Linked DNA regions of Homo sapiens: region 2 is linked to region 1. A link is a loop called in an ENCODE intact Hi-C map of the cell type or tissue named here. Cell type or tissue: Caco-2. All regions are shown on one strand. Links, peaks and the distances in the headings refer to the core of each region. The heading gives the core; the rest is flanking DNA. Region 1 overlaps DIXDC1 (DIX domain containing 1). Region 2 overlaps DIXDC1 (DIX domain containing 1).

Region 1 (2,813 bases), core at 14-2,513:
CAAAGGGATGAGTCACGTCTTGGGTGAAACAGAGTGGGATGGCACAAGATTTCATCACACTACTCAGAGTGTTGGACAATTTATTTATTTTTTAAATTTTGATTTCAATTTATTTATTTTTTGAGACAGTGTCTCACTCTGTCACCCAGGCTGGAGTGCAGTGATGTGATCTCAGCTCACTGCAACCTCCACCTCGCACCTCTTGGGCTCAAGCGATTCTCCTGCCTCAGTCTCCCCAGTAGCTGGGACTATAGGCATGTGCTACCACACCCGGCTAATTTTTGTAGTTTTAGTAGAGACAGGGTTTCACCATGTTGGCCAGGCTGGTCTCGAGCTCCTGACCTCAGGTGATCCACCTGCCTCAGCCTCCCAAAATGCTGGGATTACAGGCATGAACCACCGCGCCCGGCTACGATTTAAAGCTTAGGAATTATTTTTGGAATTTTCTTTCTCTCTTTTTTTTTTTTTTTTTTTTTTTGTTTTTTGAGACGGAGGCTTGCTCTGTCCCCTAGGCTGGAGTGCAGTGGCGCAATCTTGGCTCACTGCAACCTCCGCCTCCCGGGTTCAAGCAATTCTCCTGCCTCAGCCTCCCGAGTAGCTGGGACTATAGATGCGTGCCACCACGCCTGGCTAAATTTTTTGTATTTTCAGTAGAGATGGGATTTCACCGTGTTATCCAGGATGGTCTCGATCTCCTGACTTCGTGATCCGCCCACCTCAGCCTCCCAAAGTGCTGGGATTACAGGCATGAGCCACTGCGCCTGGCCCATTTCTGGAATTTTCTATTTAATATATTCAGACGGTGGTTGACCATGGGTGGTTGAAACTGTGGAAAGAAAAACTATGGGTAAGGGAGACTTCTGTACAAAGAACCTGTCCATGAAAGGAAGAAGAAATTCAAGGATATTTTTACTTGTGAACTTTATTTGTACCCAATTAGCCATCAAATTCAATGAACAAATAGCTTTTGCAGGTTCAGTAAAGGGCTGAAAGAGTTAATAGAAAAGAAATACAATAGGGTGTTTACTGGCAGAATTTAGGCCAATAATAACATAAGGTTTTTAAATCTCTAGCCTTGCTCTTAGTTTCTCAGCAACTTCCCCACCCTCATCTCCTCATCTTCTGCTGCTGGAGGGTCTCAGAGTTCTAAACAGGTATCTGGTTTCACTGTAAAACTAATTTCCTTCCTGAGCCATTCATGTCTCCTCCTGAACTGTCTCTCTAGCATACCACAAAAGCTCTCTGCTTTTCTTGTTTGCTTTTCTTGTTGCCAGCAGGAAAACATAGAGTCGCCTCCTTGGCTGTTTCTGCTCTAAGAACAGTAGATACCACATACTTCCCTGGTGAAGCCCCATTGGTGCTTTCGCAACTCTAGCAAATAAGTCCCCTGCAGGAATTCTGTGAGCTTGAGTCTTGGAGGAGATAGAGAACTGAGGCTCGGCTTACAAACCTGTTTGGAAGGAAGGGCAGGTCCCAAAGAAAAACAGGAAGAAGGTTACATTTGGTGGCAAGAAAGCTTTCAAGGTCAAGATTTCCTGCACAAATGAAGATTTTGGATGGAATTGTGTATACTAGAAGACTTTTACCTAAAATCATAGGGTTATTTGGAGTGTCTTGGAGGAAGCTGATGGAGATTATGGGATTGCTAAAGCCTCCTTCCACCGGCCACCTCGTGGTACTATCACTGCTCTCACAACTTTAGAGGGGTCCAGTCTCATCAAGCCAAAATCCTTCTCAGACAGTTTTAACTCTTGTTATGTCTACTGACTGACTTCTTCTGAGGCCTGACTCAGAGGGTGGTTACCATGAAAACCTTCAGTTGTTCTAGACATTTATTACACTGGCATCCTTTTAGCTTCCTTAGAACAAATTAGTCATGAAACTCCAGACTGAGATTAGTTCAACACTGTTACACACGTAGTATGTACCAACTGTCTTGGTCTTTTTTAAAAAATTAGTTCGGTTACAAGTGCCAAAAACCCAACTTGAACTAGCAGGGATAGGAAGTGGACGTTATTGACTCATGGAATCCAAGGAAAGGCAGAAAAACTAAACCATGGAAAGGGCAGGGATGCAGCAGAAACAATGAAATCAAGAACTCTGACACTGGCAGGATCTCTTCCTCTGTTCTCTGCCTCTTGTCTGCTTCTTTCTATGCTGGCTTTATTCCCATTTACTAGAGCTGGTTTTTCCTTCTCAGGTGGGCAGCATGGCCTATGGCAACGTCTAAGTTTTATATCTTACAACTTTGAGAGAGATGAGGGAGGAGGAGGAAGACTGATTCTATTCCTAAATGCCAGTTCAGAAAGTTCCAGGGATTGGCTGGCTTTCACCAATCAACTTTGGCAGACCAATCAAGTGTGACCAGTGGAGGGGGTGATACAATACCAACCTGGTCATAGGACCCACCACTGTGTGCACAGAGGAGGGTTCTTAAAGAAGAGGGAATCATTGTGGGCTGGGCAGCTACCCCAGGAGCTGTTAGCTACACTATCACTGTAAGCCTAGCTGGAATCTGATCATTCCTACTTTGCCTCTCTTGACCAAGATCCAGGGTCATAATCAAAATATAATTCTTTTTTTTTTTAATTGTTATGCGAAAGAGCTTCATTTATTTGTTTAGTTTTCTGACTTTGTGCTGGTGTGTTCAATACTTTTTCTTTTCCTGAATAAGGAAGGCACGCTTGGTTCTGTCACAGACACATTTAGTACACATAGAACAACCACAGGCCTTGCTGACATGGATTTTTTTTTGAGACAGAGTCTTGCTCTGTTGCCCAGGCTGGAGTGCAGTGGCACGATCTCAGCTCCCT
Region 2 (2,813 bases), core at 294-2,793, 60 kb after region 1:
AGTTTGAAATAGCTAGGCTGGGCGTGGTGGCTCATGCCTGTAATCCCAGCACTTTGGGAGGCTGAGGTGGGCAAAACCTTGTCTCTACTAAAAATACAAAAATTAGCGGGCGGGTGGCAAGTACCTGTAATCCCAGCCACTTGAGGCACAAGAATAGCTTGAACCCAGGAGGCAGAGGTTGCAGTGAGCTGAGATCGCACCACTGCACTCCAGCCTGGGAGACAGAGTGAGACTGTCTCAAAAAGGAAAAACAAAAAAATAAAATAGCTAGAAGAATTGGGATGTTTTAACGTAAAGAAAAGATAAATGTAGGACAGGCGCAGTGGCTCACGTCTGAAATCCCAGCATGTTGGGAGGCCAAGGCAGGTGGATCACCTGAGGTTAGGGGTTCAAGACCAGCCTGACCAACATGGAGAAACCCTGTCTCTACTAAAAGTACAAAAATTAGCCAGGCGTGGTGGTGCATGCCTGTAATCCAGCTACTCGGGAGGCTGAGGCAGGAGAATCGCTTGAACCCGGGAGGTGGAGGTTGCGGTGAGCCGAGATCATGCCATTGCACTCCAGCCTGGGAAACAAGAGTGAAGCTCTGTCTCAAAAAAAAAGGAGAAAAGATAAATGTTTGAGGTGATGGATATCCCAGTTACTCTGACTTGATCATTACACATTGTATGCACGTATCAAAATAACACGAGCCAGGCATGGTGGGCTTATGCCTGTAATCTCAACTACTTGGGAGGCTGATGTGGGAGTATTACTTGTGTCCAGGGATTTGAGACCAGCCTGGGCAACATAAAAAAACCCCATCTTAAAAAAAAAAAAATTATATATATATATATATATATATGTATGTATATATATGTGTATATATATGTGTGTGTATATGTGTATATATATGTGTGTGTATATGTGTATATATATATGTGTGTGTATATATATATATCACATGTAACCTAAAAATACGTAGAACTGATATGTATCAATTTAAAAATTAATAAAATATGCTTTTGGTTAAAAAAAGGTTGGCTGTGGGGATAGAGTCTAAAGAAACCCTCCCTCCCTCCTTCATGGAGCAAGGGAGCAGCTGCCACTGCAGGAAAGGCATGAAGCCACATCCAGACCATTCTCGCTTACGGAGCAAAGCCTTAAGCCACTGTGGAAGCGAAGTAAATCCTGTTGACCCCTCCGTCCCTGCTCTAGGCAAAGGTGAAGACCCATTACAGCTAGTGGGGATGGAAAGGAAAAGGAACACTACCTTGGCAGAGGGGCAGGAAACTATCTTGGACTCAGATTGTAAGAGGTCGCCTACCACTGGGGGAGGGACAGGATCACTGAGAAAACCCCACTTAAAAACTGGGGCTGCGTCAGGACAACAGAGAAGCACTGCTCATCCCCCACCACCAGGGGAGCAAGCACTGTTCAATTAGGAGCAGTGGACTGCTTCTGAGGCAGGAAACAGCATACAGAGACTGACTGAGGCACAGGCATATGAGGAAAGCCTACAGCTGAGGGAGGGGAAGGAACATTGAGGAACGACCCTCCAACAAGCAGCTGTCCCTAAACCTAACTCTAGAAGACTTGGAAAATGGTGGTGCACTGAAGGTAACCTTAACAAAAATCTCAATCCCAGCTCAGCTTCTGACCAAATTAACTCAACTGTCCCTACCGATGGCCTGGAAGAACAAACAGTGTGCCCATTTCTAAACAGATACTTTTACCTCTGTCTCTCCTGTCTTAACATATGTCTGGCATTCAATAAGAAATTATGAGGCATCCACAAGAGCAAGAGAAAAACGAAGCCACTGTGAAGAGCGAAAGCAGTCAACAGAATCAAACTCATATATGACAAGGATGTCGAAACCATCAGACAAGGAATTTAAAGTAACTGATTCATATGTTAAAGGCTGTAGTGAAAATGTTGATAACATGCACATACAGGTGAGGAAGACTCAACTACTGTTTATAGGAAACCCACTATAAATATAATGATATAAATGGATTTAAAAGTAAAAAGATGGATAAAGATATACCATGGAAACACTAATCAAAAGGAAGTGTGGTTATATTAGTATCTGATAAAGTATACTTGAGAACAAGGAATCATTCCAGGTATAAAGATGATACATAATAATAAAAAGGTCAATTCACCGAGAAGACATAATAATCCTAAATGTGTGTATACCCAATAACAGCTTTGAAATACCTGAAGCAGCCCAGGCACTGTGGCTCATGCCTGTAATCCCAGCATTTTGGGAGGCTGAGACAGGAGGATCACTTGTGCCCAGAAGTTTGAGACAAGCCTGGGCAACATGGTGAGACCCTGACTCAACAAAAAAATAAAAAAAATTAGCCAGGTGTGGTGGCATATGCCTGAAGTCCTAGCTACTTGGGAGGCTGAGGCAGGAGGATCACTTGAGTCTGGGAGTTGGAGGCTGCAGTGAGCTGTGATCACACCACTGCACTCCAGTCTGGGCAGCTGGGTGACAGACAGAGTGAGACACTGTCCTCTCCCGTCCCCCCCTCAAAAAATACATGAAACAAAAACTGAAAGGAGAAATAGATAAATCTAGTTACAATTGGAGGCTTTAATATTTCTTCTTTGCAGTAATCAGTAGAAGTAGTGTACAGAACATCAATAAGAATATAGAAAACCTGGGCCGGGTGTGGTGGCTTATGACTATAATCCCAGCACTTTGGGAGGCCAAGGCGGGCAGATTACTTGAGGTCAGGAGGACAGTGGGTGTAGCCCACGGAGGGTGAACCAAAGCAGGGCAGGGCGTCGCCTCACCCAGGAAGCGCAAGGCGTTGGGAGATTT

Evidence for each region. Peaks named below come from ENCODE experiments on the same cell type or tissue, not always from the same donor. Only the 100,000 strongest peaks of a DNase experiment are listed, where the experiment ranks them.
Region 2: a loop joins it to region 1, with 2.9 times the contacts of the local background. A loop is called at or near these places in 12 of 110 quality-filtered maps.

The regions. Positions count from the first base shown.
Region 1 is chr11:111,943,033-111,945,845 of GRCh38, forward strand. The region is part of intron 1 of DIXDC1 (DIX domain containing 1); the gene reads left to right. Among named protein-coding and RNA genes, the nearest start is that of DIXDC1, 7.1 kb to the left of the region's middle. In Caco-2, for the core only: no CTCF peak of the experiment used is centred there; a DNase peak (open chromatin) is centred at 1,359.
Region 2 is chr11:112,003,206-112,006,018 of GRCh38, forward strand. The region is part of intron 17 of DIXDC1 (DIX domain containing 1); the gene reads left to right. Among named protein-coding and RNA genes, the nearest start is that of DLAT, 21 kb to the right of the region's middle. In Caco-2, for the core only: a CTCF peak has its summit at 1,382; a DNase peak (open chromatin) is centred at 1,396.